3 separate regions of the Homo sapiens genome follow, and all the other regions are linked to region 2. A link is a loop called in an ENCODE intact Hi-C map of the cell type or tissue named here. Cell type or tissue: heart left ventricle. All regions are shown on one strand. Links, peaks and the distances in the headings refer to the core of each region. The heading gives the core; the rest is flanking DNA.

Region 1 (11,372 bases), core at 5,437-7,936, 210 kb after region 2:
CACTGCAACCTCCGCCTCCTGGGTTCACGCCATTCTCCTGCCTCAGCCTCCCGAGAAACTAGGACTACAGGCGCCCGCCACCACGCCCGGCTAATTTTTTTTGTATTTTTAGTAGAGACAGGGTTTCACTGTGTTAGCCAGGATGGTCTTGATCTCCTGACCTCGTGACCCGCATGCCTCGGCCTCCCAAAGTGCTGGGATTACAGGCGTGAGCCACTGCACCCGGCCCTATAACGCCTTTCAAAGTAAACTGCAGACACCTTCCCGTAAATACTTCAACATGTGTATCAGGAAAAGTAGGGTTTTTGTTTTTGTTTTTGTTTTTAGACAGAGTCTTACTTGTTGCCCAGGCTGGAGTGCAGTGGTGCAATCTCCACTCACTGCAACCTCTGCCTTCTGGATTCAAGTGATTCTTCTGCCTCAGCCTCCTGAGTAGCTGAGACTACAGTCATGCACCACCATGCCTGACTAATTTTTGTATTTTTTTAGTAGAGTCGGGGTTTCACCGTGTTGTCCAGGCTGGTCTTGAACTCCTAAACTCAAGTGATCCTCCCACCTTGGCCTCCCAAAGTGCCAGGATTACAGGCATGAGCCACTGCACCTGGCCAGGGAAAGTAGTTTTTAATAGTTACCTAGAGGAGAGAGGCTGTCCTCAGCCCTGAGAAAGCAGCCCCCCTTCTCCACCCTTCTTGCAACAGGCTAGTCTGGAGGGGCTGCCGTGGGGTGGGTTGAGGCCCAGCCCTCCAGCCTTCCTTTCTGGGTGACCTAATCGGCCCTTGCGGCCCAGGGGTTTCTCCTGACCTGATGCAGAGACAGTGAGATGTAAATAAATCTCTGTTCTTTTCATCACCTGAGGGTGTGGTGAAGATTACCTGAGATAAACCTGAATTCACCTTGGGCTTCCTATAGGGGTAAAGTTGTCAGATTAAGCAAAAAATATATATAAAAATCAGCCAGAATTGGTGGCATGCACCTGTAGTCTTGACTACTCAGGATGCTAAGGTGGGAAGGATCGCTTGAGCCCAGGAGTTCGAGACTACGGTGAGCTATGATCGTACCACTGCACTCCAGCCTAGGCAACAGATCAAGACCCTGTCTCTAAAAAAAAAAAAATTGCTGGGCACAGTCGCTCATGCCTGTAATCCCAGCACTTTGGGAGGCTGAGGTGGGCGGATCAAAAGGTCAGGAGATCGAGACCATCCTGGCTAACACGGTGGAACCCCATCTCAACTAAAAATACAAAAAATTAGCTGGGCATGGTGGCGGGCAGCTGTAGTCCCAGCTACTTGGGAGCCTGAGGCAGAAGGGCATGAACCTGGGAGGTGGAGCTTGCAGTGAGCTGAGATCGCTCCACTGCACTCCAGCCTCTGTGGCAGAGCGAGACTCTGTCTCAAAAAAGAAAAATTAATAATAATAATAATACATAATATAAAAAATACAGGACACCCAGTAAAATTTGATTTTCAGATTAACAAAATTTTTTAGTGTAAGTATATCCCATGAAATATTTGGGATATACTTGTACTAAAAAAATGACACAGTCTGTATTTTATCTGGCAACCCTATGCAAGATGGGAGAATCAAAGCCCCAGAAAGGAAAGCATGTCAGGAGTTAGGATACGGGTTGGGTTATTTTTTTTTTTTTTTTTTTTTTTTGAGACAGGGTCTTACTCTGTTACCCAGGCTAGAGTGCAGTGGTATGATCATAGCTCACTACAGCCTCGACCTCCTGGGCTCAAGCAACCCTCCTACCTCAGCTTCCTGAGTAGCTGGGACCATGGGTGTGCACCACCACACTTGGCTAATTTTTTTATTTTTAAGAGAGATGGGGTCTTACTATGTTGCCCAGGCTGGTCTCAAATTCCTGGCCTCAAGCTTTCCTCCCACCTCAGCCACTCAGAATGCTGGGATTACAGGCGTGAGCCACCATGCCTGGCCCAGGGTGGGATTTTTTATAATAAAGTCTCACATTTGTACTGTACATTGTAGCCCACAAGGTGTTTTCAATTTGTCATCTCACTCAAGGATCATTATCAGTACCCAGGAGAGTAGGATTTTATTCCCATTTTAGAGTTGAAGAAACTGAGGGTCCTAGAAGCCCAGCTTCCAGCTTCCCCACCCAGCTGAAAAGGTGCGGAGTTGGTGCTCAGCCACGGCATCTGGCCTCCCGTGCAGGCTCTCCCCGGTCTGATTTCTCACTCTGAGCTCTCAGTAGACTACACATTTTTATCCTGAAACCCACAAGCGGGGTTCCGGGACGAGGCTTTCAGCTCCAGCTGCTTGAACGACCCTGTTTAAATGGACGTTAAAACGATGCAGAGAGAGTCCACCATCTCATCTCACTCAGAGGGGTCATGCAGAGTCAGAGAGAGGCCTCTGCGGGGTCTGTCCTCTCTGAAGTCCCTACTTTCCTATTTGCAGGGCAATTGTGTGCCTCGCAGGGCGAACTGCAGAGCCGAGAGGTAGGCACTTACTAGGCGACAGAGCTGAACCACCAGCCAAGACCAGTGATCCAGGCAGAGGCTGAGCTCTGTGTAGCTTTGGTGAAACTGAAGTTTTAGAGTTTTTCTTGCATCAAGTAAGAAAGACCATTATCCGGCCGGGCACAGTGGCTCACACCTGTAATCCCAGAACTTTGGGAGGCCAAGGCTGGTGGATCACGGGAGGTCAGGAGTTTGAGACCAGCCTGTCCAACAGAGTGAAACCCCGTCTCTACTAAAAATACAAAAATTAGCCAGGCATGGTGGTGGGCGCCTGTAATCCCAGCTACTCAGGGGGCTGAGGAAGGAGAATGGCTTGAATCCGGGAGGTGGAGGTTGCAGTGAGCCAAGATCATGTCACTACACTACAGCGTAGGGGATAGAGCGAGACTCCATCTCAAAAAAAAAAAAAAAAGACTATTATCCCGTTTATCTGCATGCATGTGGCCATTGCTTCATCTATTGGTTGCTTGGTTTGTCTGGAGATAGGGTCTCGCTCTGTCACCCAGGCTGGAGTGCACTGATGCAATCATAACTCACTGCAGCCTCTCACTCCTGGGCTCAATGATCCTCCCACCTCAGCCTCCCAAGTAGCTAGGACTACAGGTGTGCATCACCATGTCCAGCTAATGTTTAGTTTTTATTTTTGTAGAGTGGTTTTGCTATTTTGCCTAGGCTGGTGTCAAACTTCTGGCCTCAAGTGATCCTCCTGCCTCAACCTCTCAAAGTGCTGGGATTATAGGTGTGAGTCCCTGCACCCAGCCAGTTCAATGCATTTAAGCAGTGATTTTAAAACGTACTTTCTTTTGCTATCATTATTCACTGAAAAATATGCATTTAAATTTAGTAATGCAGTAACCAAATCTTTCTAGGTTGAATATCGTTGCATGCTGTTCTGACAAAGGAGGGGAAAACTCCCTGTCTGAATTTCCATGTTCCCTCCTCCTACACACATACACATCCTGCGCCACAACAGACTTTTTCTTTCCCAAAAGGAAGGTTCTTTTTTTTGTTTTGTTTTCACTTTGAACTCCTGAGATTCGTTTCTGGCAAGGTTCCTTTCCTCTCTCTCTACCAAACGGTTTTGAAACAGTCATCATTTCCCTGAGATGATAAACAGTGAGAGATTGCTTTTACTTTTGAAGGCAATGAAAACACGTCTATGGTTTCACTTTGAAACACATCAGGAAAAACACTCCTATCACATTTAGCACGTGTAAAGGAATTCTCCATTCATGGGCCACCTGTGTGTCTGATGATCGTTTAATACTGCTTCCCAAGTTTCAGCAATCGCTGGAAGCCACTCAATCACATCCAGCCTCGCGATGTGAGACCCGATATGTTTTCAGCAGTTACCCAGCGTCCTGCGGGTCTCTCCGCCACTCCCGTTACATGTGTTTTTGGGTAATCGCCAGTCTTTTCACAGATGAATGCCAGAACATGGAACAAAGGCTTGAATGCAACGAAAGCACGTCGCGGTTTTTTTATTTTTCTACAAAAGTGTCAGCATCACAAATTGCAAAGGACAATGGTCCCCGATGTGCCTGCACAGACCCCGTTATTCCACCTTGTACAATACTGCGGTGCAGCCAGGGTTCCCCACAGATGTGTCCACCCTTCTGTTGCGAATTCGGCCACCCATGTGACAAATTCCACTTTGATTAGCAGATAATAATTTGTTACTGACAGTTTCATTAGGGAGTCAATATCTTCGTCTCGCCCAAACTGCAATGATTTCAGATGTGCTTTACTTCTTTTGTATTTTCAGAATTTTTACAGAGATTTTATTTTTCAAAGCAGAAACTCCTGTGCTATGTGAATGAGTCTATATATATATATATATATAACTTTATATATATATATACAACTTTATATATATATATATACACGACTTTATATATATATATATACACACAACTTTATAATATATGGGCAACTTATATATGTCTTTTTTTTTAGATGGAGTCCCCCTCTGTCACCCAATCTGGTGTGTAATGGTTCAATCTCGGCTTACTGCAACCTCTGCCTCCTGGGTTCAAGCGATTCTCCTGCCTCAACCTCTCATGTAGCTGGGATTACAGGCACCTGCCACCATGCCCAGCTAATTTTTGTATTTTTATTAGTGATGGGGTTTCACCATGTTGGCCGGGCTGGTCTCGAACTCTTGACTTCAAATGATCCACCCGCCTTGGCCTCCCAAAGTGCTGGAATTATAGGCGTGAGCCACCATACCCAGTCTACATATGTCTCCTTTTTTAGAGATAGATGGGGTCTTGCAATGTTGCCCAGGCTGGTCTTAAACTCTTGCTCTCAAGCAATCCTCCCACCTCTGCCTCCCAAAGTGCTGGGGTTACAGGCATGAACTACTGCCCCTGGCCTCAACTTATGTATGTCTTTATGACCATATATATAAGTTAGTCTTAGTCATCTTTTCAATACCAGCAAAATCAAAGAGTCTCTATAAATTGAGATAGCGATTCAGATTTTTCTTACCTAAACTACAGTGGTTCTTTCCCATCCCAGAGATGGCCTTTGCATATTATCAGGAAACATTGATTTCATCTGCCATGCCCTGCAATGTTTCGGCTTTTATTTTTCTGGTGATTTCATTTTGAATTTGCTGACTTCTATAGGCATCAACAGATTCATACATTAGAATCACTCTCTTTTATGGCCTCCCAAAACTCCCTCCAAATTGGCTTTATTCACAGAAGGAATATTCTTGTCATGACTCCTTAACGATAAACACTGTTTTGCAAGAAATAAAATAGTTTAACCTTGAATTTCAGGTGTGTTCTTGTTTCCTCAAGCTGTTATGAGTGAGCAGATAATAATCTGTTAGTGACAGTTTCACTAGGAAATCAATATCCTCTCCCAATTGCAAATGATTTCAGGTGCATTTTACTTCTTTTGTATTTTCAGAATTTTTACAGAGATTTTCTTTTTCGAAGCAGAAACTCCTTGTACTGTGCAAATGAGTCTGCTCTGCAAAACATTGACAGAAACAATGAGGAGGGGTTTTTTTTGTTTTGTTTTGTTTTGTTTGAGACAGGGTCTTGCTCTGTCGCCCATGCTGGAGTACAGCGGCATGATCTCAGCTCACTGCAACCTCTGCCTCCCAGGCTCAAGCAATTCTCATGCCTCAGCCTCCCGAGTAGTTGGGACTGCATGCACATGCCACCATGCCGGGGTAATTTTTGTATTTTTAACAGAGATGAGGTTTCGCCATGTTGGCCAGGCCACTCTCGAACTCCTGGCCTCAAGTGATCCACCTGCCTCGGCCTCCCAAAGTGCTGGGATTACAGGTGTAAGCCACCTCGCCTGGCCAGGGAGGGTGTTTTTTTTACCCCATTTCCTACCCTGCAAATCTGACTCCAAGAGTTTTCATCACTTCCAGATTTGCCTTAAACTCTTCACACATTAAAAATACATTTTAAGACTCGGTAACATAGCGAGACCCCATCTCTACTAAAAATTAAAAAAATTAGCCAGGCATGGTGGTGCATGCCTGTGGCCCCACCTACTCGGGAGACTGAGGTGGGAAGATTGCTTGAGCCCAGGAGTTCAAGGCTACGGTGAGCTATGATCACACCACTGCACTCTAGCCTGGGCAATGGAGCAAGATCCTGTCTCAAAAAACTTAAAATTAAAAATAAAGTAGAAATAAATTTTAGCTTATCTCTCACAAATGTCAAACTATGTGTGGCATCCTGGCATGAAACCCTATAATTTTCTATATCTATATTGCCATCATTTACATACAGATTAAGTATTGGTGATAAAGGCATACTTGAAACATTGAGTCCCACCATTTGACAACATGACTCAAGAATGAAAAACAGATCGGGTATGGTGGCTCACACTTGTAATCCCAGCATTTTGGGGGGCCAAGGCAGTAGGATGGTTCAAGTCCAGGAATTTGAGACCAGCCTGGGCAGCATAGTTGGAGACCCTTGTCTACACAAAAAATTCAAAAATTGCCAGGCACAGTGGTTCACGCCTGTAATCCTAGCACTTTGGGAGGCTGAGGCGGGCAGATCAACTGAGGTCAGGAGTTTGAGACTATCATGGCCAACATGGCAAAACCCTGTCTCTACTAAAAATACAAAATTTAGCTGGGCCTGGCGGTGGGCGCCTGTAATCCCAGCTACCTGGGAGGCTGAGGCAGGAGAATCGCTTGAACCAGGAGGTGGAAGTTGCAGTGAAATGAGATCGCGCCATTGTACTCCAGTTTGGACAACAAGAGTGAAACTCCATCTCAAGAAAAATAAATACATAAAAAATTAGGTAGGTGTGGTGGCACAGACCTGTAGCCCCAGCCACTTGGGAGGCTGAGCTGGAGGGATTGCTTGAACCTGGGAGGTCGAAGCTGCAGTGAGCGATGACAGCGACATGGCACTCCAGCCTGGGTGACAGAGTGAGACCCTGTCTCAAAAACAAAACAAAACAGAAAAAACATTGCTGGCATTCCTAAGAATGGGGTCAATACCTTCAGAATCGGACTGCCCTGGACTCAAAACGCTCCCACGTTTCCACTTATCCACAGGCTTTTTAGACTGACTGAGCCAAACTCTTAGAAATATAAACACAGCATTTGATTTTCACATCTTTTTTCCAATAATTGCACTTACCAAGAGAGAAACCATAGCTGACCATGATCAATGTATCCAATGATTGAAGGAGAGTAAAACATTTGTTTTCCCCGCAATACAAAGGTATGCACTTATCAACATGAATAAGTTTACTTCAGTCAGCAGGCACAATATTTGTCAACTGAGGATGCTAAACTGATGGATCCCGTGGTGTTGGCTTTCATTTTTCTTTTGTAAGTGTCTTTTTAATTTCTCTTTTATGGAGATGGAGTCTCACTATGTTGCTCAGGTTGGTCTCGAACTCCTGGACTCAAGCAATCCTCCCACTGTGGCCTCCCAAAGTGCTGGGATTACAGGCATGAGTCACCGTGCCCAGCCAGCTTTCATTTTCTATCTTGATAAGGAGATAACTATTTTTTATTATTACTATTATTTTATACTACTACAGCAGAAAGAGAAGAATGGGCTAGGTGTGGTGGCTCACACCTGTAATCCCAGCACTATGGGAGGCCGAAGCAGGAGGATTGCTTGAGGGCAGGAGTTTCAGACCAGCCTGGCCAACATAGCAAGACCCCAGCTACAAAAAATTTAAAAATTAGCCAGGCCTGGTGGTGCATGCCTGTAGTCTCAGCTACTCAGGGGGCTGAGGTGGGAGGATTGCTTGAGGCCAGGAGTTTGAGACCAGCCTGGGCAACACAGCAAGACCCCATCTCTACAGAAAGAAAAAAAGTTTTAATTGTTTTAAAAAGAGCTGGGCCCAGTGGCTCACGCCTGTAATTCCAGCACTTTGGGAGGCTGAGGCGGGTGGATCACCTGAGATCAGGAGTTCGAGAACAGCCTGGCCAACATGGCGAAACCCTGTCTCTACTAAAAATACAAAAATTAGCTGGGCACGGTGGTGAGCGCCTGTAATCCCAGCTACCTGGGAGGCTGAGGCAGGAGAATTGCTTGAACCTGGGAGGCAGAGGTTGTAGTGAGCCGAAATCGCACCACTGCACTCCAGCCTGGGGGACAGAGCAAGACTCTGTCTCCAAAATAAAATAAAATAAAATAAAATAAATTGTTTTAAAAAGGGAATGATGAATTGTGTTTCACGCATATGTAGCTAATTCCACATTGTCTGACTTCTCTAACAGGTTTTTGACATTAATGCAGTTTTTCTTCTCTGCCTTTTTGGGAAATCGGGGTCACTCCTAGGATGTTCCATTCACCCTCTTACTCCTTGGACTTTTGAGGAACATTTCCATGCCAGGGACACAGCTAAACCCTGGACACACAGATGAACAATCCATTTCCTGGCCTGGAAAGCTCATAACTCCAAAGGTAAGACAGCTGTTGACAATTCTAAACCGTTTTTATTTACAACACTTCTAACACCAAACCCAAACGTGTGAGGTTTTCTTCCCCACATCAACCAATTCTCCAACTTTCCAGACACCAACTGGGTGTCCCACAATTCAAATCAATTCTTCTTTATTTTATTTATTTATTTATTTATTTTGAGACAGTGGCCCAGGCTGGAGTGCAGTGGTGCAATCACAGCTCACTGCAGCCTTGACCTCCCAGACCCAAACAATCTTCCTGCCTCAGCCTTCCAAGTAGCTGGGACTACAGCACCACCATACCTGGCTAATTTTTAAAAAATTCTTTTTGCTGAGACAGAATCTTCTTATGTGGCCCAGGCTGGTCTTGAACTCCTGGGCTCAAGTGATCCTCCCATCTCAGCCTCTAAAAGTGCTGGGATTATAGGCATGAGCTGCAGCACCCGGCCAATTCAATTCAATTCCTTTTTTTCTTTTTTTTGAGACAGAGTTTCTCTCTGTTGCCCAGCTGGAGTGCAATGGCATGATCTCAGCTCACTGCAACCTCCACCTCCAGGGTTCAAGCGATTCTCCTGCCTCAGCCTCCTGGGTATCTGGGACTACAGGCGTGCGCCACCACGCCTGGCTAATTTTTGTATTTTTAGTAGAAATGGGGTTTCACCATGTTGGCCAGGCTGCTCTCGAACTCCTGACCTTAAGTGATCCACCCGCCTCGGCCTCCCAAAGTACTGGGATTACAGGCGTGAGCCACCACACACAGCAATTCAATTCAATTCTGACACTAACTGCCAGGAGTTAGGGCAGATCCCACAGGATAAGGACTCAGGCCCACAAGACTGCTCCCCACTTCAGATGCCAATCACATGTATTGAGTGCACAGAGGACCCACTTTTTTTTTGAGATAGGGTCTTGCTCTATCACCCAGGCTTCAGTGCAATGGCACACAGGATCATAGCTCACTGCAGCTTCGATCTCCTGAACTCAAGCAATCCTCCCACCTCAGCTTTTCAAGCAGCTGAGACCATAGGTGCGTGCCAGCATGCTCGGCTAATTTTTATTTTTTATTTTGTAGAGACAGAGCCTCGTTATGTTGCCTAGGCAGGTCTCAAACTCCTGGATTTAAGCGATCCTCCTGCCTTGACCTCCCAAAGTGCTGGGATTACAGGCGTGAGCCACGGCACCCAGCCCCATATCCGCATTTTTGTCCAACTTGGCTATAAAGTTGTGGGTTCCCACAATCCCCTCCTCAGATTCAGTAATTTGCCAGAATGGCTCACGGAACTCAAGGAAACACTTTCCTTACTATTATTGGTTCATCTTCAAGGATATTATAAAGGATACAGATGAAGACACAGAAGAGATTACACAGGGCGAGGGGTGGGGGACTGGTGGAGTTTCCGTGCCCTCTCCAGCAAGCCACGCTCCCCGCATCTTTTTTTTTTTTTTTTTTTTTGAGATGGAGTTTCGCTCTTGTTGCCCAGGCTGGAGTGCAATGGCGCGATCTCGGCTCACTGCAACCTCTACCTCCCAGGTTCAAGCAATTCTCCTGCCTCAGCCTCCCTAGTAACAGGGATTACAGGCATGCATCACCACGCCCGGCTAATTTTGTATTTTTAGTAGAGATGGGATTTCTCCCTGTTGAGGCTGGTCTCGAACTCCTGACCTCAGGTGATCCACACACCTCGGACTCCCAAAGTGCTGGGATTCCAGGCTTGAGCCACTGCACCCAGCCTCTCCCCGCATCTTGATGTGTTCACCAGCCTCGAAGCCCCCTCAACCCAGTCATTTAAGGGCTTTATGGAGGTTTCATTACATAGGCATGATTGAGGAAATCATTGGCCATTGGTGATTAATTCACTCTCCAGTCTCTCTTCCCTCCTTGCAGGTCCAAGTTGGGGCTGAAAGTTCCCACCTTCTAATCATGTGGTTGGTTTTTCTGGCATCCACCCCCATCCTGAAACTGTCTAGTGGCCCAGAAAGTGTCACCTCATTAGCATAAACTCAGATTTGGTGGAAAGGAGTTTGTGATGAATAATAACAGACACTCTTGGGCCGGGTGTGGTGGCTCACACCTGTAATCCCAGCACTTTGGGAGGCCGAGGTGGGCGAATCATCTGAGGTCAGGAGTTTGAGACCGGCCTGGCCAACATGGTGAAACCCAGTCTCTACTAAAAACACAAAAATTTGCTGGGTGTCGTGGTACACACCTGTAATTCCAGCTACTTGGGAGGCTGAGGCAGGAGACTCACTTGAACCCAGGAGGCAGAGGTTGCAGTGGGCCAAGATGGCACCACTGCACTCCAGCCTGGGTGACAGAGCAAGACTCCGTCTCAAAAAATACATATAAAAAAATAAAAATAAAAGACACTCCTAGCACTCAGGAAATTCCAAGGGTTTTGGAGGCCTGTGCCTAGAACCAGAGACAGACCAAATATAGATCTATTTCTTACTATATCACAGTTACAGTGGGATAACTGCAGGAGATTGGTAGGTCATTTCTTCCTGGTGGGGTGAGGAGGAAGGAGCAAAGGTTTCATAGAAGTGACTGGCAGCCAGGCAGGGTGGCTCAGGCCTGTAATCCCAGCACTTTGGGAGGCTGAGGCAGAAGGATTGCTTGAGTTCAGGAGTTCAAGACCAGCCTTGGCAGTATAGCAAGACCCCCATCTCCACAAAAAAAAATTGAAAAATTAGCCAGACATTGTGGTGCACACCTATAGTCCCAGCTACCCAGGAGGATGAGGTGGGAGGATAGCTTGAGCCTCAGAGGTTGAGGCTGCAGTGAGCTGATTGCATCACTGCACTCCAGACTTGGTGGCAGAGTGAGAATCTGTCTCAAAAAAAAAAAAAAAAAAAAAAAAGCCAGGCACGGTGGCTCATGCCCTGTAATCCCAGCACTCTGGGGGGCTGAGGCGGGTGGATCACCTGAGGTCGGGAGTTCAAGACCAGCCTGACCAACATGGTGAAACCCCGTCTTTACT
Region 2 (11,372 bases), core at 3,524-6,023:
ATCCTCTCTGGGCCAGAGGGAGAAAAGGCTGTCCCCTGGCCACACAGCAAGCCTTACCTCTCCATCTCCTTGTCCACCCTTGGGGTTTAGAGATCTGTAGCTGGGAAGATCCATCCTTCAGGACCTCCTGGGGCCTCCTCGGAGGCCACCTGTTGGGGAGCACTTTGCCACAAGCCCGGTTCTTGACCCTAAGCAGAGAGACAGCAGGGTGTGAGAGAGGGACCTGGAGCTAAGCAACTTCATCTGCAGCCTGGCTGTGTGAGCTTGGGCAAGGGACCAACCTTCCTGAGCCTCAGTTTCCCCACATTGAAAATGGGAACGAAAGCAGTTCTTAGAATCATAGATGTTTGTAAGTGCAAAGCTGGTTTGTAAGTTGTAATAACCAGCTCCAAGGTGATGTGAGTGCCTTTGCCTGTTTAGGGAGTCCCAGGTAGGCAGGGCTCCTGGGGGAACGTAGGCTGACAGCCCAGGGGGCCAGGCCTGGAGCCACTGGAGGCTGGGGGTCCACCATGTTCTGATGCCCTGTCTCCTTCTCTCCCCAGGGCCCCCGGGGCAGACAGGACCACCAGGGCCTGCAGGCCCCCCCGGGTCTAAAGGTGACCGAGGCCAGACAGGAGAGAAGGGTCCAGCGGGGCCGCCTGGTAAGAAAACCCCCCACATATGTGATGTTGTCAACCTGCGGAAGGGGCTGGGCTTTCTTCTCTACTGGAACAGGCGAGGTGTCCCACGCACCCACAGCCCTGATCTTGCTGGGTACCAGAAAAACGGGGTCTTTTTTTTTTAATTTTTTGAGAGGGAGTCTCGCTCTGTTGTCCAGGCTGGAGTGCAGTGATGCCATCTCGGCTCATTGCCACCTCTGCCTCCCGGGTTCAAGCAATTCTCCTGCCTCAGCCTCCTGAGTAGCTGGGATTACAGGCATGCGCCACCACACCTGGCTAATTTTGTATTTTCAATAGAGACAGGATTTCACCATGTTGGTCAGGCTGGTCTCGAACTCCTGACCTCAGATGATCCACCCACCTTGGCCTCCCAAAGTGCTGGGATTACAGGCGTGAGCCACCACCTCACCTGGCTTTTTTTTTTTTTTTTTTTTGAGATGGAGTCTTGTGCTGTGTCGCCCAGACTGGAGCACGGTGGCACAATCTCAGCTCACTGACACCTCCACCTCCCAGGTTCAAGCAACTGTCCTGCCTCAGCCTACTGAGTAACTAGGATTACAGGTGCCTGCCACCATGCCTGGCTAATTTTTGTATTTTTAGTAGAGACAGGGTTTCACCATGTTGGCCAGGCTGGTCTTGAACTCCTGACCTCAGGTGACCTGCCTGCCTTGGCCTCCCAAAGTGCTGGGATTACAGGGGTGAGCCACAACACCTGGCCAAAACAGGGTCTTCAGGGGCTTCGGGTACAGGCATGAGCATCGAGGCTGTCAGGGGCCAGGAGCAGTTCTCAGCCATTTAAACACCTCCAGAGACCACCCTCTCAACTCCTCCTGGGTCCTGCCGGGGAAGGACCCCTGGTTCAGCAGGTACAGGGCCAGCCCAGGATGGTGGCTTATACTTGGTGTTCCTGCCACAGGGCTGAAGTCCCTGGGAGGGACCAATGGGCCTCTGGCCAGAGCCTTTGCTGATTTCACCGTCCCTGCCCCCCTCACCCTCCCAAGCTGCCACTAAGTGTCCCCTCTGGACTGGGCTGGGAAGGGAAGCCCATTTCATTTACACCCCAGGACACCCCCAAGGAAGACTGTGGATCGGAGGTCACCACTGACTGCCTGTGGGCCCCTGACCAACCCTGTTTCTTTCAAGGCCTCAGTTTCCCCATTTGTAAGTTGCAGCCACCCGCCAGGCTCCGGCTGCCACAGTGACTGTTCTTTTCCTCATTGCAGGGCTCCTGGGGCCTCCAGGGCCCCGTGGGCTTCCTGGAGAGATGGGGCGCCCCGGCCCCCCAGGACCACCCGGCCCAGCAGGCAACCCAGGCCCCTCACCAAACAGCCCCCAGGGCGCCCTCTACTCCCTGCAGCCGCCTACAGACAAAGACAGTGAGTAATGCCCCTGGGGGGCCAAGGGAGGGCTGAGCTACGCTGTGTTCTGGGAGGGATCAGCCTTCCTTAAAGGATCCTGGGAAGTGGACCCCACCACATGCCCATCCTGCTGCACCCAACTGGCTCACTCCTGCAGGCCTCCTCCAGGAAGCCCTCCATGCAGTGTCCAGGGCCTGCCAGTGACGATGACAGGGAACAGCTTGGGAGCAAGGCTTGGTCCTGGGGCTAAGCATCCTCAAGTGGACCCAGGGCTAGCCCCAAGCCCTGCTTTTGGCCCCAAAGTGGCCTGTCTCTGCCTCAGTGCTCAGCTCCCTGCCTTTGGGGTTGTGAGCCCCAAAGTTCACTCTGCTGGCTGACTTGGCCCAGATTCCCTACCTGGCTACCCCACCCCACCAAGGTTATCCCTTATTGTACTTGTTCCTCACCCGCCCTCACTGCAGGTCATTCAGCAGGTGTTTAGTGAGCACCTACTATGTGCAAGGCACAGGATTTTAGCCACTGGGGACACAGCAATGTGCAAAACAAACTCCGGCCCTCGGGGGCACCGGCCAGTCCAAGAGAGCCTCTGAACACACAGAAATGTCCACTTCTACCTTGGGAGGTGGGGACAAGGAGGTGCAGAGAGTGGACGGGACCAGGACTCTGGGCCTAAGGGACCATGAGGTAGTGGGAGGCCAGGCAGAGGAGTCCGTGAGCCCTGAGAGGAGCATCATTTCTGGTTAAGTGTCCCGGCAACTGGGGAAGATTTTTACTTTAATTTTTTTTGACATAGGGTCTGTTGCCCAGGCTGGAATGCAGTGGCGCCATCATAGCTCCCTGCAGCCTCTCACTCCTGGGCTCAAGGGATCCTCCCACCTCAGCCTCCTGAGTAGCTAGGACCCTAGGCATGTATCGCCACATCTAACTAATTTTTTTTTTTTTTTTTGAGTGGAGATGGGGTCTCACAATGTTGCCCAGGCTGGTCTGGAGATGTGGTCTCACTATGTTGGGCAGGCTGGTCTTGAACTCCTGGCCTCAAGTGATCCTCCCTCCTCAGCCTCCCAAAGTGCTGGGAGTACAGGTGTGAGCCACTGTGCCCAGCCTGGGGAAGGGTTTTATGAGGAAGGTGATGGCATTGCCCTGGGGCCCTGGGTCTGGTTCAGGATTGGCCAGGGTGAATCAGGTGAGGGGCTCATCCTGGAGGGCCATGGGAGATGGGTTGTTAAACAGACTCCACCCCTGCTCCAGGCAGTGTGGTCGCCATGATGTAATCAGACTCCCCAGGCACAGCTCAGAGGGGTGGGCATGGAGGGCTTCCTGGAGGAGTGAGCCAGTTGGGTGCAGCAGGATGGGCCTGTGGGATGGAGCCTGGAAGAAGATGCCAGCCTGGGGCATTGGAGAAGTGAGCAGGGCAGACCCAGAGTCTGAAGAGCCTGGAATGTTCTAGAAGGTATTTATGTTTTATATGAAGCTGACCGACCTGGCTTTCCCTGCTCTTTGTCTGGGCCTCTCCGTGCTCCTCTGAGCAGTGGGGGCAACAGTATCTGCAGCGGGCCCCAGGGTGATGGGAGGAGCCCCCCTGGGCTTCGTGTGGCCTGGCTCAGGGCTCAGTGCCCCGGACCAGCCTCCCAGCACTGCCAGGTCTGCCCCACCAGACCCCTGGCCGCTCCGCTCTTCCCACAGATGGAGACTCAAGGCTGGCCTCTGCCATCGTGGACACAGTGCTGGCAGGTGTCCCAGGACCCCGGGGTCCCCCTGGTCCACCAGGTAAGTGAATGGTGGGCTGGCCTGCATTGAGGACTCCATCCCCCCAGGGCTGGCCTGAGCCATGGGGCCTTGAGGGGAGCTGGAGGTCGGCTGGCGGTCCATGGCTTCTGGGCAATGCTGGGGACTGGGTCTGTCCCACCCGCTGTGTGGCAGGAAATGAAGCCCCTCGTTTCCTAGTGGCAGTGCCCCTGGGGGACTGGATGCATGAAACCCACGTGATTCTGCTGGAATAAGATGCCTGCATGAGGCTGCCCTTGCATGGGCCAGAGTGGGACACACACCAGTGGGGGATGGGGTCAGGACAGAGGTGGCAGGAAGTCCCTACCTTTGAGGCAGAAACCAAGGGGTTCAAAGGGGCTGGGACCTGGCTGTCAGTCCTGGCCTGACCTTCCATCATCCACATTCCTCATTGGGGGAAGAATGCAGGGCTGACTGCCTTGTCCCTTTCTGCCCGGGAAGGGAGTCATTCATTCATTCATTCATTTGTTTATTCACTGATTCATTCATTCTTTTATTCATTCATTTATTCATTCATTCGTTCATTCATTCATTCATTTGTCCATTCATTCATTCGTTCATTCATTCATTCGTTTATTCATTCATTCATTCATTTCTCTGTGCGTCTCACAAACATTCATTGAACATCTGCCACTACATGTGCCAGACAGTGATCTAGGTTCCCGGAACTCCTGAATAATCAAAACAAACATCATCGAGAAACTCTCATTCTGGTGGAGGACAGGAATATCATCATAAATTGTGACTTCGACAGGATCTGAGGGAGCTACAAGGGAGAAGCTGGGGCGTGGCGGGGAGGCGCCGTCAAAACGTGACATTTCAGAAGATGCTCTAGGGAGGAGAGGGAGTAAGCTCAGAGGGTACCTGGGGGCCTTCAGGTGACATGCCAGGTCTCTGGAGAACTGGACAGACTCCTGACATTTGTCCCCTGGAGTGCCTGTCCTCACATGCCCTCTCCAAACCTGGGAGCCAGGCCATGCTGGACAGCCCAACATGCGGCTCCCTGCACCACAGGGAGGGATCATGAGAGACCCTCCCTGGGCCCGTGTGGGGTCATGAGAGACCAAGACCTTACTCTTCCTAGCAGGCTGGAGATTAGTCATGAATCTCCCTCCCTGAGCTGGGCACACACATGAGACCCAGCCCGGCCCTCTGGGTACTCCACATCCCATGGGGCAGACAGACGTGTAAACCTCAGTGGCCATGGGCGGTGGCTGGTTTACATAAGGGATTTGCCTGGAGAAGCAGTGGAAAGCTGGGAAGGCTTCCTGGAAGAGGTGATGCTCTGTGTCAGACTGGTAGGAAAACCAGTAGGAAAGGGTTTGCTGGGAGAGTGGAGGAATAGGGAGGCTCCAGGAGGAAGGACAGCTTTAGCAGAGACGCCAGGAGGGTGTCTGGCTGGGGCAGGGAGGGTGGGAAGGGGCCGGGCTGAGGACTTCAGGAGCCCTGAAAGGGATGTAACTGGGCTTGGATTTTTGAGAGTGTACTCTTGGGGGCCATAGGAAGGGTCGATGATCAGGAGGCTGTTATAGTAACCCCAGCAAGAGGGATGGGTCCCAGGTCCCGAGGCGGGAAAGACCGGAGAGACGTACCAGGGGACCAACTGGCTGGGGCGTGGGAGCAGTCTGGACGGACTTCCTCCCTTGCCTGCCGGGTCTCGGGATTGGGGCTGCGTCGTGGACGAGGCCCTGGGAGGAGGAGGTGTGGGAGCTGTGGGCAGCCGGTGGAGAGGACCCTGGGCTCCGAGGATGGAGACCTCGTTGAGAGGGGGTGTGCCTCCCTCCTCCCCACACCATTCATTCCCAAACCCTCCTTTACTTCCCATGGAGACAGATCAAGAACAGGTGCTGGGGTGGGAGGCTGGGGGCGCCCCCTCTCTGGCCCCAGGTGACCATCTGTGACTCTGCCCACAGGTCCCCCTGGGCCTCGAGGTCCCCCAGGACCCCCAGGAACACCTGGATCCCAGGTAAGGACTTTGCCATTTTAGGTAGGGTGTGGGAGGCGGCGGGTGGCGGGTGGCCTTGTCTCCCTAGGGGAGAAGAAGCACCTTTTTACCAGCAAGAGTCACTCAGGAAGGAGCCAGTCGGCCTGGCCGGTGAGATTTTATTTTATTTTGTTTTATTTATTTTTAAATTTATTTTTGAGATGGAGTCTCTCTCTGTCACCCAGGCTGGAGTGCAGTGGCGCCATCTCAGCTCATGCAACCTCCACCTCCTGGATTCAAGTGATTCTCCTGCCTCAGCCTCCGGATTAGCCGGGACCACAGGCGCACGCCACCACGCCCAGCTAATTTTTGTATTTTTAGTAAGAGATGGGATTTCACCATGTTGCCCAGGCTGGTCTCGAACATCCGACCTCAAGTAATCCATCCGCCTCAGCCTCCCAAAGTGCTGGGATTACAGGTGTGAGCCACTGCGCCCAGCCGAGATTTTAATTTTATTAGCAGCAGTGACTCTTTGCTGAGTATATCCTCCTCCTGTTATGCCAGGGAGGTGTTAGCATCACTCGCATTTCACAGATGAGCTAACTGAGTCCCAGAGAGACCAGATGCTGCCTGAGGTTGTACAGAGGGTGTAGGCAGAGTTGGGCCAGGTCACAGAATCTCTGCCTCAGCCCCTCACCTTGCCCTGAGAATTGCCCATGGGGAGGCGGCACCCCAAGCCTGACTCAGCCCCTAACCCCAGGTTCGCCCTGCCTCTGCAGCTGTCAGAAGTCAGGAAGAGCAGGTACAAAGGCCCTGAGGCAGGGAAAAGGCTGGCAGGTAGTGAGCAATGGAGTGTGTGGTGTCGGATGAGGCACAGTGGGCAGGGCCTTATCTACGGGTCCCAGGTGTGGGCTTTTGTTACAGTGGATGGAATTATTGAGTTTCAGGGAGGGTGATTCCATGATCTTATTTACATCTTTAAAAAGCTCCTCTGAGGGGCCAGGTGAGATGGCTGACGCCTGTAATCCCAGCACTTTGGGAGGCTAAGGTGGGAGGATCGCTTGAGCCCGGGAGTTTGAGACCAGCCTGGGCAACATAGCAAGACCCCATCTCTATAAAAAATTTAAAAATTAGCCTGGTGTGGTGGCGTGCGCCTGTAGTCCCAGCTACTTGGGAGGCTGAGATGGGAGGATGGCTTGAGCCCAGGAGTTGGAGGCTGCAGTGAGCTCTCATGGCACCACTGCCCTCCAGCCTGGGTGACAGAGCAAGACCCTGTCTCATTAAAAAAAATTAATTAATTAATTAAATATGTAAAAATAGAAAGTAGACTCGGCATGTCTGGCCAATGGAATAAGTCTGGTGAGAAGGGCAGGGAAGGCTGTAGTTTCACTCCCTGGTGTCTGTCAGGAGCAGCTGGGAGGACCAGGGAGGCATTTCCTGAGAAGGGGAGGCTTCGGGATGGGGGGCACCAGGAGTTCCCTTTGGAGAGAGGGGGAGTGGGCACCTCATGGTCAGCTGGGTGGCGATGTCAGGGGACAGCTGGACACGGGCCTGGGGCTCCCGGGAGCCGTCTGGGCTGACATCAGCACACGTGGGACCCTGGCCATCGCTGTTAGTATCACTAGTTCTCTCCACACACCGGACCACCTGCTCCCCTTCTCTGCCTGACAGCCGTACGTGGCATTGGCCCATTTTGCAGGTGAGAAGACTGAGGGCTCAGCTGGGGTCCCTAGTCAATAGCAGCTCCAGGTGGCTCCAGGACTGGAGGCCTTTGAGTCTGCCCTTCCCGTGCCGGCCGGGCCATCCTCCTCTCCCTTCCTCTTCTGCAGACTCAGAGCACAGTGGGCGGGGAGGGGGGTGGCCAGAGGGCACTGGAGACTTGGCCAGGACCGGCAGGCCTCACACGCTTCCTTTGGTTTTCTGCAGGGCCTGGCTGGAGAGCGAGGCACAGTGGGGCCGTCCGTAAGTGTGGGCTGTGCAGATGGGCCTGGGCCACTCCCAGGCAGAGGCTCTGATGCAAGCCCAGGGCACTGGGTGGCGGGGGTTGGTGGGGGGGTTCAGCCCTGGGTGGCCCTGCTGGAGCTCAGGCAACAGGGAGGGACTGAGAAAGGACTCAAATCGCCTCCTGCTGCGGGGTGAGGAGGGAAGCGACCTCCAGAGAGTGCGCTGACAGTCCTGAGTGCCTGCAGCCCTGGATTAATGCACTGTGTGACCCTGGCCTTTCATTCATGCGCTGTGTGGCCTGGGGCCATAGGTTAACATGCCGTGTGACCTGGGAAGTCCCTTCTTTTCTCTGAACCTCCCAGAAATAGGCTTAGACAGCCTTCCTTTAATCGACTTTCTTGGAAACAAGAACTTATGAGTCTCCCAGCCTGACCAACATGGTGAAACCCTGTCTCTACTAAAAATACAAAAATTAGCTGAGTGTGGTGGTACGCATCTGCAGTCCCAGCCACTCTGAAGGCTGAGACAGAAGAATTGCTTGAACCCGGAGGCAGAGGTTGCAGCGAGCCAGGATCACGCCACTGCACTGCAGCCTGGGTGACAGAGTGAGACTCCATCTCAAAAAAAAAAAAAAAATTATGAGTATAGACTCCTGCCTCTAGGGCCAAGGAGTCAGGCGCTTCCTTGATGCCCAAGCCTCACTGTAGGGGTGTGGGGCGGGGAGGAGGAGTGGAGCTTTGCTGAGCACCTACTATGTGCTGGCCACAGTGGAGGTGCTCTCTTCCCCCACAGCGCATGTAAGCTTCACAGCGACCCCAAGAGACCATGCTTTATTATCCCCGTTTGCCAAAACTGGCCACTAAGGCTCAGAGAGGTTAAGTAACTTGCCCAAAGCCACACAGCGAGGCAGTGGTGGAGCCTGGATTTGAACCAGGGAGTGTCAAGCTCCCAAGCCATGCCTCCTCCCGTGCTTGTCTAGTGACCAAACACAACACAGGAGACACAATGATGGCACTTCTAGGTGCCAGGCTCTAATCTAAGCTCATTGTCCCTATTGATTAACTTAATCCTCCTAACAACAGATGAGATAGATACTATTACTGATCCCATTTTACAGTTGGGAAAACTGAGGCACCAAGAAGTACAGTGACCCACTCAAGGCCACACAGTAGTAGCTGGACATTTACATGTTACTGTGAGCTGGGCATGGTGGTGGCTCATACCTGTAACCCCAGTGCTTTGGGAGGCCAAGGCAGGAGGATCATTTTGAGGCCAGGAGTTCAAGGCCACCCTGGACAACATAGTGAGACCCACCCCCATCTCTATAAAAATATTAAAAAATTAGCTGGGTTGTGGTGGTGCGTGCCCATAGTCCTAGTTACTCAGGAGGCTGAGGTTGGAGGATCACTTGAACCCAGGAGGTAGAGGCTGCAGTGAGCCATGATCGCGTCACTATACTCCAGCCTGGGCAACAGAGCAAGACCCTGTCTCAAAAAATTGGCTGGGTGCGGTGGCTCACGCCTGTAATCCCAGCACTTTGGGAGGCCAAGGCAGGCAGATCACCTGAAGTCAGGAGTTCGAGATGAGCCTGGCCAACATGGTGAAACCCCGTCTCTACTACAAATACAAAAATTAGCCAGACATGGTGGCGCATGCCTGTAATCTCAGCTACTCAGGAGGCTGAGGCAGGAGAATCGCTTGAACACAGGAGGCAGAGATTGCAGTGAGCCGAGATCACAACACTGCACCCCAGCCTGGGTGACAAGAGTGAAACTCCATCTCAAATAAATAAATAAATAAAATACAATAAAATATGTGACTTTGAATCTGGTATTACTGGCCTTGTGTTGGAGACAGACAGCAGCCCTTCCAGGCAGGCTACTCAATCCTGGAAGGGCCCAGGCATGAACTTGCCGGCTTCCTAGCCTGAGTCTCTTCTGCCCCAGAAGCAGAATGAAGCACTTACAGCCAACCCTGGACACTTCCCTGCCATGCCAGGCTGAGCAGGCTGTGCCCCGGAGCCGTGGCCTCCCCTGCTGTGCTCAGCCCAGGGCAGGAGTCCCCTGGGCCCAGCACCCGTTTCCCAGGCCCTGCCTGCCCAGCCTGCCCCTGACTCCCTGCAGGCCCCCAGGGAACTGGAGAGGGTGGAGAGGTGCCCCCACCTCCCGTTCCAGTGTTGACTGTGTGACTTGCTTCTTAGGGTGAACCTGGCGTGAAGGGGGAAGAAGGAGAGAAAGCCGCCACTGCAGAGGTAACCATGGCTGCCCTTCACGTTCCCTCCCGCCTCCTTGGCTGTGAGCACTGTCACGGGAGGGCAGGTGCCCCACAGATCTGCGCTGACCGTCAGCCAGCCCCGAGCTGGGTGCTGGGCCACCGGGTGTACAGGGCCCCTGCCCTGAGAAGTTCACAGCCCCATGGGAACTCAGCTGAGTACAGCAGTGATTGCAAGAGAGTGAGAAGGTGGCTGGGTGGGGATGCCACAGAGGGGGTGATTGGCCCTTGGGGGGGCTTCCCGGGACAGGGAGAGGAGTCGCAAACTTGTAGGAAAGACAGTCTCCCTGGAGGAGGCGTCAGGCTGCAGAGTCCCTCTCAACGGACCGGGTTCTCCCGTGAATGGCGTCTCGGCATGGGCGTGCTTACAAGGTCAAGGGTGCTGGGGGACTGAAGGGGACAGGGCTGCTGGATGTGGTAGAGGATGGATGGAGGAAGAGGGACTTGCAAACTGGGAATCTGAGGAGAGAAGATTGGAGCAAGCGGAGGCTGGGGCCAGTGGGAGGGGGCAGCCAGGGCACGGGCTTGGCTGTGGGGACCTGCGGCTTCTGGGAGGAGGAGGGGAGGCTGAAGCTGGGGTAGTGGATGAAGGGGATGAAGGGCTCATCTGAGGTCCAAAGTCAAATTCCTCCCCTCAGCTGGCCCTGAGCTAGGTGCTGGGCCACCAGGTGTACAGGGTCCCTGCCCTGAGAAGTTCACAGCCCAGTGAGGGACACAGCTGAGGACAGCAGTGATTGCCAGAGAATGAGAAGGTTGTTGCGTGGGGGTGCCACTGAGATGGGGCCGGCAGGGGGGGCCTTGAAAGCTAAAAGCGAAAGTGCCTGAGCAGGGTTTCCCTTGAGTGTGTCAAAGCTGGGTGGGCAAAACAGCTGGGAGGGCCAGGGCGGGTCCAGGGGACCTTCAGGAAGTCCTTGCAAGACCAGAGAAAGGGAAGAGGCTGGAATCAAGGCCGCTGTGAGGGGTGCAGGAGGTAGTAAGAGGGGCTGAGGCATGAGCCTGATACACTGGTCACTCACAGCAGTACTCTGAGAGGTGACTGTGACCCCCTCCATTTCATAACAGCAACCTGCCTGGCCTGTAATCCCAGCACTTTGGGAGGCTGAGGTAGGAGAATCGCTTGAGCCCATGAGATCAAGACCAGCCTGGGAAACCTAGCGAGACCCCATTTCTTAAAAAAAAAAAAAAAAAAAAAAAGTAATGAGACAGGCGTGGTAGTGTGTGCTTATAGTCCCAGCTACTTGGGAGGCTGAGGCAGGAGGATTGCTTGAGCCCAGGAGGTTGAGGCTGCAGTGAACTACAATCGTGCCACTGTACTCCAGTCTGGGTGACAAAGCAAGACCTTGTCTCTAAAACCTAAAAAAACCCCAAAAAACAAAAACAAAAAAACCAACCACCTGTGGCTTAGGAACATGAGGCTCAGCCAGGTCCCTT
Region 3 (8,564 bases), core at 801-3,300, 840 kb after region 2:
GTCCTCCTACTTGGCCCATGGCAACTGCTGATCTGTTTTCCATCCCTATCATTTTGGCTTTTCCAGAACATCAAGTAAATGGAACCATTCAGGTTGTGGCCTTCTATTAATAGATCTGACTTCACTCACTAAACATAATGCATCTGAGATCCATCCACGTTATTGCAAGCCTCAAGAGGTCCTTCCTTCCTTTTTCTTTTTTCTTTTTCTTTTTTTTTTTTTTGAGATGGAGTCTCACTCTGTCGCCCAGGCTGGAGTGCAGTGGCACGAGCTCGGCTCACTGCAAGCTCCGCCTCCCGGGTTCACGCCATTCTCCTGCCTCAGCCTCCTGAATAGCTGGGACTATTGGTGCACACCACCACACCTGGCTAATTTTTTTGTATTTTTAGTAGAGACTGGGTTTCACCCTGTTAGCCAGGATGGTCTTGATCTCCTGACCTCGTGATCTGCCCGCCTCGGCCTCCAAAAGTGCTGGGATTACAGGCATGAGCCACCACACCTGGTCCCCTTTTTTTTTGAGATGGGGTCTCACTGTCGCCCAGGCTGAGTGCAGTGGTATGATATCTTAATCCACCTTCTTAATCCGACTCACTGCAACCTCCGCCTCCTGGGTTCAAGCAATCCTCCTGCCTCAGCCTTCCAAGTACCTGAGATTACAGGTGCACACCACCATGCCCAGCTAATTTTTGTATTTTTAGTAGAGATAGGCTTTCATCTTGTTGGCCAGGCTGGTCTTGAACTCCCGGCCTCAAGTGATCCTCCCTCTTCAGCCTCCTAAAGTGCTGGGATTACAGTCATGAGCCACCGCACTCAGCAAAAGCTCCTTCCTTTTATTGCTAAGTAGTATTTCCCTGTAGGTCTAGATCTCAATTTGATGGACATATGGGTTGTTTCCAGTTTTTGGCAATTATGAATCAAGCTACTGTTTGTATTTGCATACAGGTCAGTCAGTGGACATATATTTTCATTTCTCTAGTTTGAGACCAGCCTGGGTAACGAGAGTGAAACTCTGTCTCAAAAAAAAAAAGAAAAGAAAAGAAAAAAAGAAAAAAGAAAAAAAACCCTGCTGTTTTAGTACTTAAAGTATCAACCACTACTCAAAGAATTGAGATAGGAGTACCCACTCGTCTAGGGTAATCAACCATCCTGGCTTGCCCAAGATTCTCCTGGTTTTAGCACTGAAGGTCCCACTTTCTGGGAAACCCTTCAGTCCTAGGATCAAACTAGGACAAGTGTGGTCACCTATTTTTTTTTTTTTTTTTCAGACAGAGTCTCTCTCTGTCTCCCAGGCTGGAGTGCAGAGGTGCGATTTTGGCTCAGTACAGCCTCCGCCTCCTGGGCTCAAGCAATTCTCCTGCCTCAGCCTCCCGAGTAGGTGGGATTACAGGCAGCTCCCCCCACCCCACACGCCCGGCTAATTTTTTTTGTATTTTTAGTAGAGACGGAGTTTCACCATGTTGGCCAGGCTGGTCTCGAACTCCTGACCTCAGATCATCCACCTGCCTCAGCCTCCCAAAGTGCTGGTATTACAGGCGTGAGCCATGTTATTGAATGTCAGGCTCTGCTGGACACTGCATGTCCAAACGTCATTTTACCCATGTGCCAGCGACAAGGTAGATTCGCTTGTACCAATTTTGCACATAAGGAAACAGCCTTAGAGAGGTTAGGTTGCTTGTGCAAGCCCAGGGTAGGTGGCACCCAGTCTGCCAGTCTGCAACGCACTGGTATCTTCCAGCCAGTAGACCTTGCTCCCTGGGTGCCCAGTTCTGGATCTCAGGAAAGGTGGATTAAGGCTCCTAGTGGCGGGACCTGGGTGGGGATTTGCTGCCCTCTGGTGGCAGAAGGGACATCACCCTGGGTGTGAGACTTGTGGGCATCTGTGAGGCGGCCTTTCATCCCAGGGAGCCGGACCTCAAATCTGACCTCAGCCCCAGGAAGGTGCCACCAGGAAGGTGCCACCTAGGAGGGTGCCACCAGGGTTCCCGCCAGGGTCTGCTGGGGCCCTGTCCCATCTGTGTGAGTCACATAATCACTCAGGCTGTCACAGACCCAGGGCTAGACTGCTGGGTTTGAGTCTGTGTGGCCCTGAGCCAATTGCTTTCTCCTCTGGGCCTCAGTTCCATTTCAGTAGAATCAGGATGATAGCCTGGGCAACATAGCAAGACTCCAGCTCTACCAAATAAATAAATAAATAAATAAATAAATAAATAAATAAATAAAATATTAGGCTGGGCAAGGTGGCTCACGCCTGTAATCCCAGCACTTTGGGAAGCTGAGGCGGGTGGATCACCTGAGATCAGGAGTTCGGGGCCAGCCTGGCCAACATGACGAAACCCTGTCTCTACTAAAAATACAAAAATTAGCCGGGCATGGTGGCGGGTGCCTGTAATCCCAGCTACTCAGGAGGCTGAGGCAGGAGAATCGCTGGAACCTGGGAGGCAGAGGTTGCAGTGAGCCGAGATCGCGCCATTGCACTCCAGCCTGGGTGACAAGAGAGAAACTCCCTCTCAAAAAATAAAAATAAAAAGTTAGCTGAGTGTGGTGGCACCAGCCTGTTGTCATAGCTACTCAGGAGTCCAAGGCTGAAGAATTGCTTGAGGTCAGCCTGGGAAACATAGCAATACCCCATGTCTACAAAAAATGTGAAAAATTAGCTGGGCATAGTGGTACCTGCCTGTAGCCCTAGCTTTTCTGGACACTGAGTCAGGAGGATCCCTTGAGCCCAGGAGTTCGAGGCTGCAGTTAGCTATACTGGCACCACCGCACTCCAGCCTGGTGACAGAGTGAGACCCCGTCTATTGAAAAACATATATCTGCTGATAAATATGTCCACAATTTAGACCAGACTTAGACACTGAAGTTATTACCAGCTCCTTCACACCCACATGCCTTAACTCTCTCTTGCCTTCATGCATTCCTTCACTCCATTCATTCGCTTAACTTTCATCCAGCAGATATCTGCCAAGCACCAGCTCTGTGACAGACACTGAGGCTGGGGGTGCCAGGGAGACCTTTACCAACCGGACAGACACTGCCCCGCACTCCTGGCTCTGTGGCTTTCTGATAGTCCGTGGCCTCACATGTTCATTTATTAAGTGTCCTTTTATTGATTGAGTCTTCATTCTTTCTCTTAATGTCCTTATTCATTCATTCATCCATCACTTGCTCATCTCACTGACACGTCTATTCAGTCTTCATATATGTTTTCATTCCTTTATTCTCCAAGCATCCTGGAAGTACCCACTCTACACCATGCCAGGGTTAGATGCTGGGATTCTGGCCCAGCCCACCACACTGCCAAGCCCATGGGGACACAGATGGTGAGGACATAGTGGTAACTACTTCACCAGTTATTGGGATTCAGAGCTGGGAGAGCACCAAGAAGGGAGCAATTCACTTCCTGGAAGTGAGGGGTGGGAGAGGCAATCTGAGAAGGCTTCTTGGAGGAGGTAGCATTTTGGCCAAGTTGAGAAGCCTGTATGGGAGTTCTCCAAGGAGGAAAAGATGCTTTGTTTTGTAGACAAAAACCTTCGTTCTGTGGAGTGTTTGGAGAAAAGTGAGGTACTGGTTGCTAATGTGTGTGATCCTGGGTGAGTTTGTGTGCATGGCCCCAGCCAGGCCAAGCCCTCCCCAGGTTCCAGTGACAGACCTGGGCCACTAAGGACCCTTAATTCCACCCTGAGCTCCTAGAAAACCACCCACTATTGGGCAGCCAGGAATGACCTTTGGAGAACAAACACTTCACCCTCCAGGTACCATCCACTTGTCCACCTGTTCATCCTCTTGGGGACTCAGTGGGAGGGCGACCCTGTCCCTAGGAGCCCATGTCCCTCCAGCAAATGTTTCTTTTATTTTTATTTTTATTTATTTATTTATTTTGAGACAGAGTCTTGCTCTGTCGCCCAGGCTGGAGTGCAAAGGCGTAATCTTAGCTCACTGCAACCTCTGCCTCCCAGGTTCAAGCAATTCTCCAGCCTCAGCCTCCCGAGTAGCTGGGATTACAGGTGTGCACCACCACGCCTGGCTATTTTTTGTATTTCTAGTAGAGACGGGGTTTCACCATGTTGGCCAGGCTGGTCTCAAACTCCTGACCTCAGGTGATCTGCCCACCTCGGCCTCCCAAAGTGCTGGGATTACAGGCATGAGCCACCACACCAGGTTTTTGTGGTCACGGAATGGTCTTGTGTGATGTTGGTGTCCTGGAAATTACTTTTGTTTGACAAGAGAACACCAAGACCCAGCTGTGAATGTCTGTCCAGCTCCCAGGGAAACAGAACAGGAACTGGACAGAGCTTCTCCTTCACATCCTTTCCCTTTTTCCTTCTTTTGTCCCACTGATCACAAAACCCACACCATTGCCTCGCTGACAATATAGCTGCTAACCCCGAGGCTTTAGTCATACAAAGAAAATAAAGAACGAAACTGTCTCAAAAAAAAAAAAAAAAAAAAAAGAATTCCAGAGACTGGCCTTAGGAGATCCAAATATCAAATGAAGCTTGCGGAGTGTCCCACCTCGGGAAGGAATGCTGAACAATTGATTGACACCCTTGTTGCCACCAGCCAGACTACCAGGTGACTCATTACTTAAGATAACCATCGCAACCAGATATGCGACCTGCATACCCTCAAAACCAGATATGCGACCTGCATACCCTCACGTGCTTTGCCCAGCCCAGCCTGCATACCCTACCCCTGATGTCAATTCCCATGCTTTGCCTAATAAAAAAAATTCCCAGCCAGGCGCAGTGGCTTATGCCTGTAATCCCAGCACTTTGGGAGGCCGAGGCGGGCGAACCATGAGGTCAGGAGATTGAGACCATCCTGGCCAACATGGTGAAACCCTGTCTCTACTAAAAGACAAAAAATTAGCCGGGCGTGGTGGCGTGCACCTGTAGTCCCAGCTACTCGGGAGGCTGAGGCAGGAGAATTGCTTGAACCTGGGAAACGGAGGTGCAGTGAGCTGAGTTCGCACCACTGCACTCCAGCCTGGCGACAGAGCAACACTCTGTCTCACAAAAAAAAAAAAAATTCCCCACTGGCTCTTCCACAAGTCAGCTGGAGGATCCCTTCACTTCTGCTTCCATTGTCTTCCCTGCACTCAAGCACAAGCTCTGAAATAAATGCCTTGTCTGGGAAATCTGCTTGGATCCCTGTTAAGTTTCATTACAAGGGGAGCCAAACAGCCTATGGTCTGTAACACCAAATGTATGTGAGCAACAGCTTTTCTCTTTCTCTTTCTCTCTCTAATTTTTTTTTCTTTTTCTTTTTCTTTTTTTTAGACACAGAGTCTTGCTCTGTCACCCAGGCTGGAGTGCAGTGGCACGATCTTGGCTCACAGCAACCTCCATCTCCCAGTTTCAAGCTATTCTCCTGTCTCAGCCTCCTGAATAGCTGGGATTACAGGCACACACCACCACACCTGGCTAATTTTTGTATTTTTAATAGAGATGGGGTTTCACCATGTTGGCCATGCTGGTCTCAAACTCCTGACTTCAAGTGATCTGCCCATCTCGGCCTCCCAAAACGTTGGGATTACACGTGTGAGCCACCATGCCGGGCCTTTTCTGTTTCTCAATGTCAACTAAACAAAAAATCAGGCTTTTAAAAAATTAAGGTTGGTTTTTTGCAATCTTACTGAGGACTGTAACCAGGGAAAGTCTTTCACAGAGTTTGTTAAACTGCTCCAAAACAGAGTTTCAGCACACATTTATATATTTATATTTATATACAGTTTATATAAAAACATTTATATACAGTTGGTGGTGCCCTGCATGTGCTCAGAAGTTATATCAAGCTGGGCGTGGTGGCTCATGCCTATAATCCCAGCACTTTGGGAGGCTGAGGCGGGTGGATCACCTGATGTCAGGAGTTCGAGACAAGCCTGGCCAACATGGTGAAACTCCATCTCTACTAAAAATACAATAATTAGCCAGGCGTGGTGGCGTGCACCTGTATTCCCAGCTACTCAGGAGACTGAAGCAGGAGGATCACTTGAACCTGGGAGGCAGAGGCTGCAGTCAGCCGAGATTGCATCACTGAGCTCTAGCCTGGGGGACAGAGTGAGACTCTGTCTCAAAAAAAAAAAAAAAAAGTTATATCTAATGTGCTCAGAAGTTAACAATAGAGCAAAATTTCATCAAGGCTGTGTGTGAGGGTATTATCTAGTTACAGATTACAGAGGCTTGGCTGGGCATGGTGACTTAACACCTATAATTTCAGCACTTTCGGAGGCCCAGGCAGGAGGATCGCTTGAGCCCAGGAGTTCAAGACCAGCCTGGGCATCACAGCAACACCTTGTCTCTGCAAAAAATAAAAATAAAAAATTAACTGGGTGTGGTGGCATGCGCCTGTAGTCTCAGCTACTCAGGAGGCTGAGGTGGGAGGAGTGCCTGAACCCGGGAGTTCAAGGCAGCAGTGACCTATGATCGAGCCCCTGCACTCCAGCCTGGGCAACCAAGCGAGACCCTGTCTCTAAAAAAAAAAAAAAAGTTATAGAAGCATAATCATTAATCCCGTCAGAGATTATGTACAGGAAGAGGCAGGGGCTAGGATCATTGAACTTGTCTTTTCTAAAAATGCAGTGTTCAGGCAAGAGAGGTGGAAACCTGTGTTCTCTCTCGCTCTTCCCAGCTTATTGTTCAGGGCGTTATTGGAGAGGGCTGCGCTCAGTCACCGAGTCACGGCCTTTGTGAAATCCTGCTCGCAAGCAGAATGAGCAGACATGGTTCCTTAGGTTTATTACTGTGCCTCACACTACGAGACGGTCATTCATTGGCAGAGGTGTATTTGCGGGGGGCCAGGTATAGAGTAATTCAAGGCGGACAAAGGAGGAATGTCCCAGTCTTCAGGAAGCTCAGTGACATGTTTGCGCTGTCTTATGTAAACAGGAGATTGTCAGAAATGGAGGAGGGGGCACCAGATCCAAGGAAGTGCCCGGACAAAGCCGGGAGGCGAGGAGAGCCGACGGGGAGGAGGTGCCGAGAGCATCAGCGGGGCTGCTCGGTGGCACGAAGACGCCCGCGGGGACTGGAGAGGTCGGCTAGGGCCAGGCTACTCAGGCACGGAGGGCCACCTCCCCTTCAGGGACGTGAGCATCTAGCTGCACTGATTTGTTGTTCAGGAACAGGAAATGAAACCCCGCAGCTTTGAACACAATAACCCACGCCAGCCTCAGGCTCATGAATATTCAGCAGGCTGCTTGCGCCTTGCAACCCCGCCTCCGTTCCCCTCTGCGGAGACTGCGTATGCGTCGCCGGCGCGCGGCTGTGTCGTCATACTTGCGCGCCGACGCCGCCGCTCGCTTGTGAAACTGGAAGGCTGCCATGGCTAGCCCAGCCGCCTCCTCGGTGCGACCACCGAGGCCCAAGAAAGAGCCGCAGACGCTCGTCATCCCCAAGAATGCGGCGGAGGAGCAGAAGCTCAAGCTGGAGCGGCTCATGAAGAACCCGGTGAGACGAGGCCCAGGCTCCACGGCCCGTCCGAGGCCCACCCCCTTCCTCTGCAGCGCTTCAGGGTTCCCGCAGGTCCACCTTCCCCGCCTCCAAACTCAGAAACTCAGTATCCGACCCTCCAAGAGCAGTCTTTGGGGAGGAGGAGGAGAAGGAGGCTGTCCCGGAGATAGTGAACTTCCCGTCTGTCCTTGTGTGAGAGCCCAGCTTGAATCAAAGCACGGTGGAGCGGCTTCCCGTGCTCCAAGACCCCTTCTGGTTTAACTTTCTGTGAACAAAAAGCGTTAGACTGAAAAGGTAGAATTTGTGGGTTAGCAAAAGGGTATACTCTAAACAACACTGATCGTTAGAGAGACAGTGGCCGAGACGTTTGGAGCTGGTCACTCCTCTCCCGCTCACACCCCCTCTGGGCCTCGGTCCCCTCAATCATAAAAACAATTGAACGGGAACGTCCTTTATACCTTTAACTAGAAAAGCTTGACTCTTCTTATCTAGTAGTGTTAAAGTTGGCGGTTTCTAGCTGGAAACTATGGCTTAGGTTTTTCAGTTCTGCTCTGGAAAGCGTAGCCCTGGGAAGGTGTGGACTGTGTTATACCCAAGAGTACATAGGATGAAAAAAGCCACGACAGAGGGAAGAACACAAAATCAGCTCTGTGTCCAAGTAGCAAAGCAGTCCTGCTTCATTAGTCAATTAAAATTCTTTGGTCTTAAGAGATGTAACTTGGGCTGGGTGCTGTGGCCCCTGCCTGTAATTTCAGCGCTTTGGGAGGCCAGGCGGGAGGATGGTCCGAGGCCAGGAAGGAGTTCAAGACCAGCCTGGGCAACATAGTGGGTCCCTGTCTTTACAAAAATAAAAAAATTGCCTGGTGTGGTGGTGTACGCCTGAGAGTCCTAACTATTCTGGAGACTGAACCGGGAGGATCACTTGAGCCCAGGAGTTCAAGGCTGCAGTGAGCTCTGATTGCACCACTGCACTCCAGCCTGAGGAACAGAGCAAGAACCTGTCTCTAAAAAAAGAGAGGGAGATATATAATTTTGTCAACAGGTTTATACTTAAATGCTTTCATGTTTAAATGTTGCAGGACAAAGCAGTTCCAATTCCAGAGAAAATGAGTG

Evidence for each region. Peaks named below come from ENCODE experiments on the same cell type or tissue, not always from the same donor. Only the 100,000 strongest peaks of a DNase experiment are listed, where the experiment ranks them.
Region 1: it touches region 2 in a loop (5-fold over the local background); 2 of 110 quality-filtered maps call a loop at or near these places.
Region 3: it touches region 2 in a loop (5-fold over the local background); 24 of 110 quality-filtered maps call a loop at or near these places.

The regions. Positions count from the first base shown.
Region 1 is chr7:101,751,057-101,762,428 of GRCh38, forward strand. No RefSeq gene overlaps it. Among named protein-coding and RNA genes, the nearest start is that of CUX1, 61 kb to the right of the region's middle. In heart left ventricle, for the core only: no CTCF peak of the experiment used is centred there; no DNase peak of the experiment used is centred there.
Region 2 is chr7:101,543,456-101,554,827 of GRCh38, forward strand. COL26A1 (collagen type XXVI alpha 1 chain) reads left to right here. Exons shown (of 13, transcript NM_001278563.3): 6 at 543-641; 7 at 1,883-2,035; 8 at 3,701-3,784; 9 at 5,716-5,768; 10 at 7,653-7,688; 11 at 9,871-9,921. Among named protein-coding and RNA genes, the nearest start is that of LINC01007, 20 kb to the right of the region's middle. In heart left ventricle, for the core only: no CTCF peak of the experiment used is centred there; a DNase peak (open chromatin) is centred at 4,926.
Region 3 is chr7:102,389,090-102,397,653 of GRCh38, forward strand. LOC100630923 (LOC100289561-PRKRIP1 readthrough) reads left to right here. Exons shown (of 9, transcript NR_038967.1): 5 at 8,531-8,564. PRKRIP1 (PRKR interacting protein 1) reads left to right here and starts at 7,274. Exons shown (of 6, transcript NM_024653.4): 1 at 7,274-7,448; 2 at 8,531-8,564. The coding sequence starts at 7,323. RefSeq lists a silencer at 7,130-7,209 and enhancers at 7,230-7,469, 7,251-7,792. In heart left ventricle, for the core only: CTCF peaks have their summits at 1,834 (motif pointing left) and 2,045; a DNase peak (open chromatin) is centred at 1,832.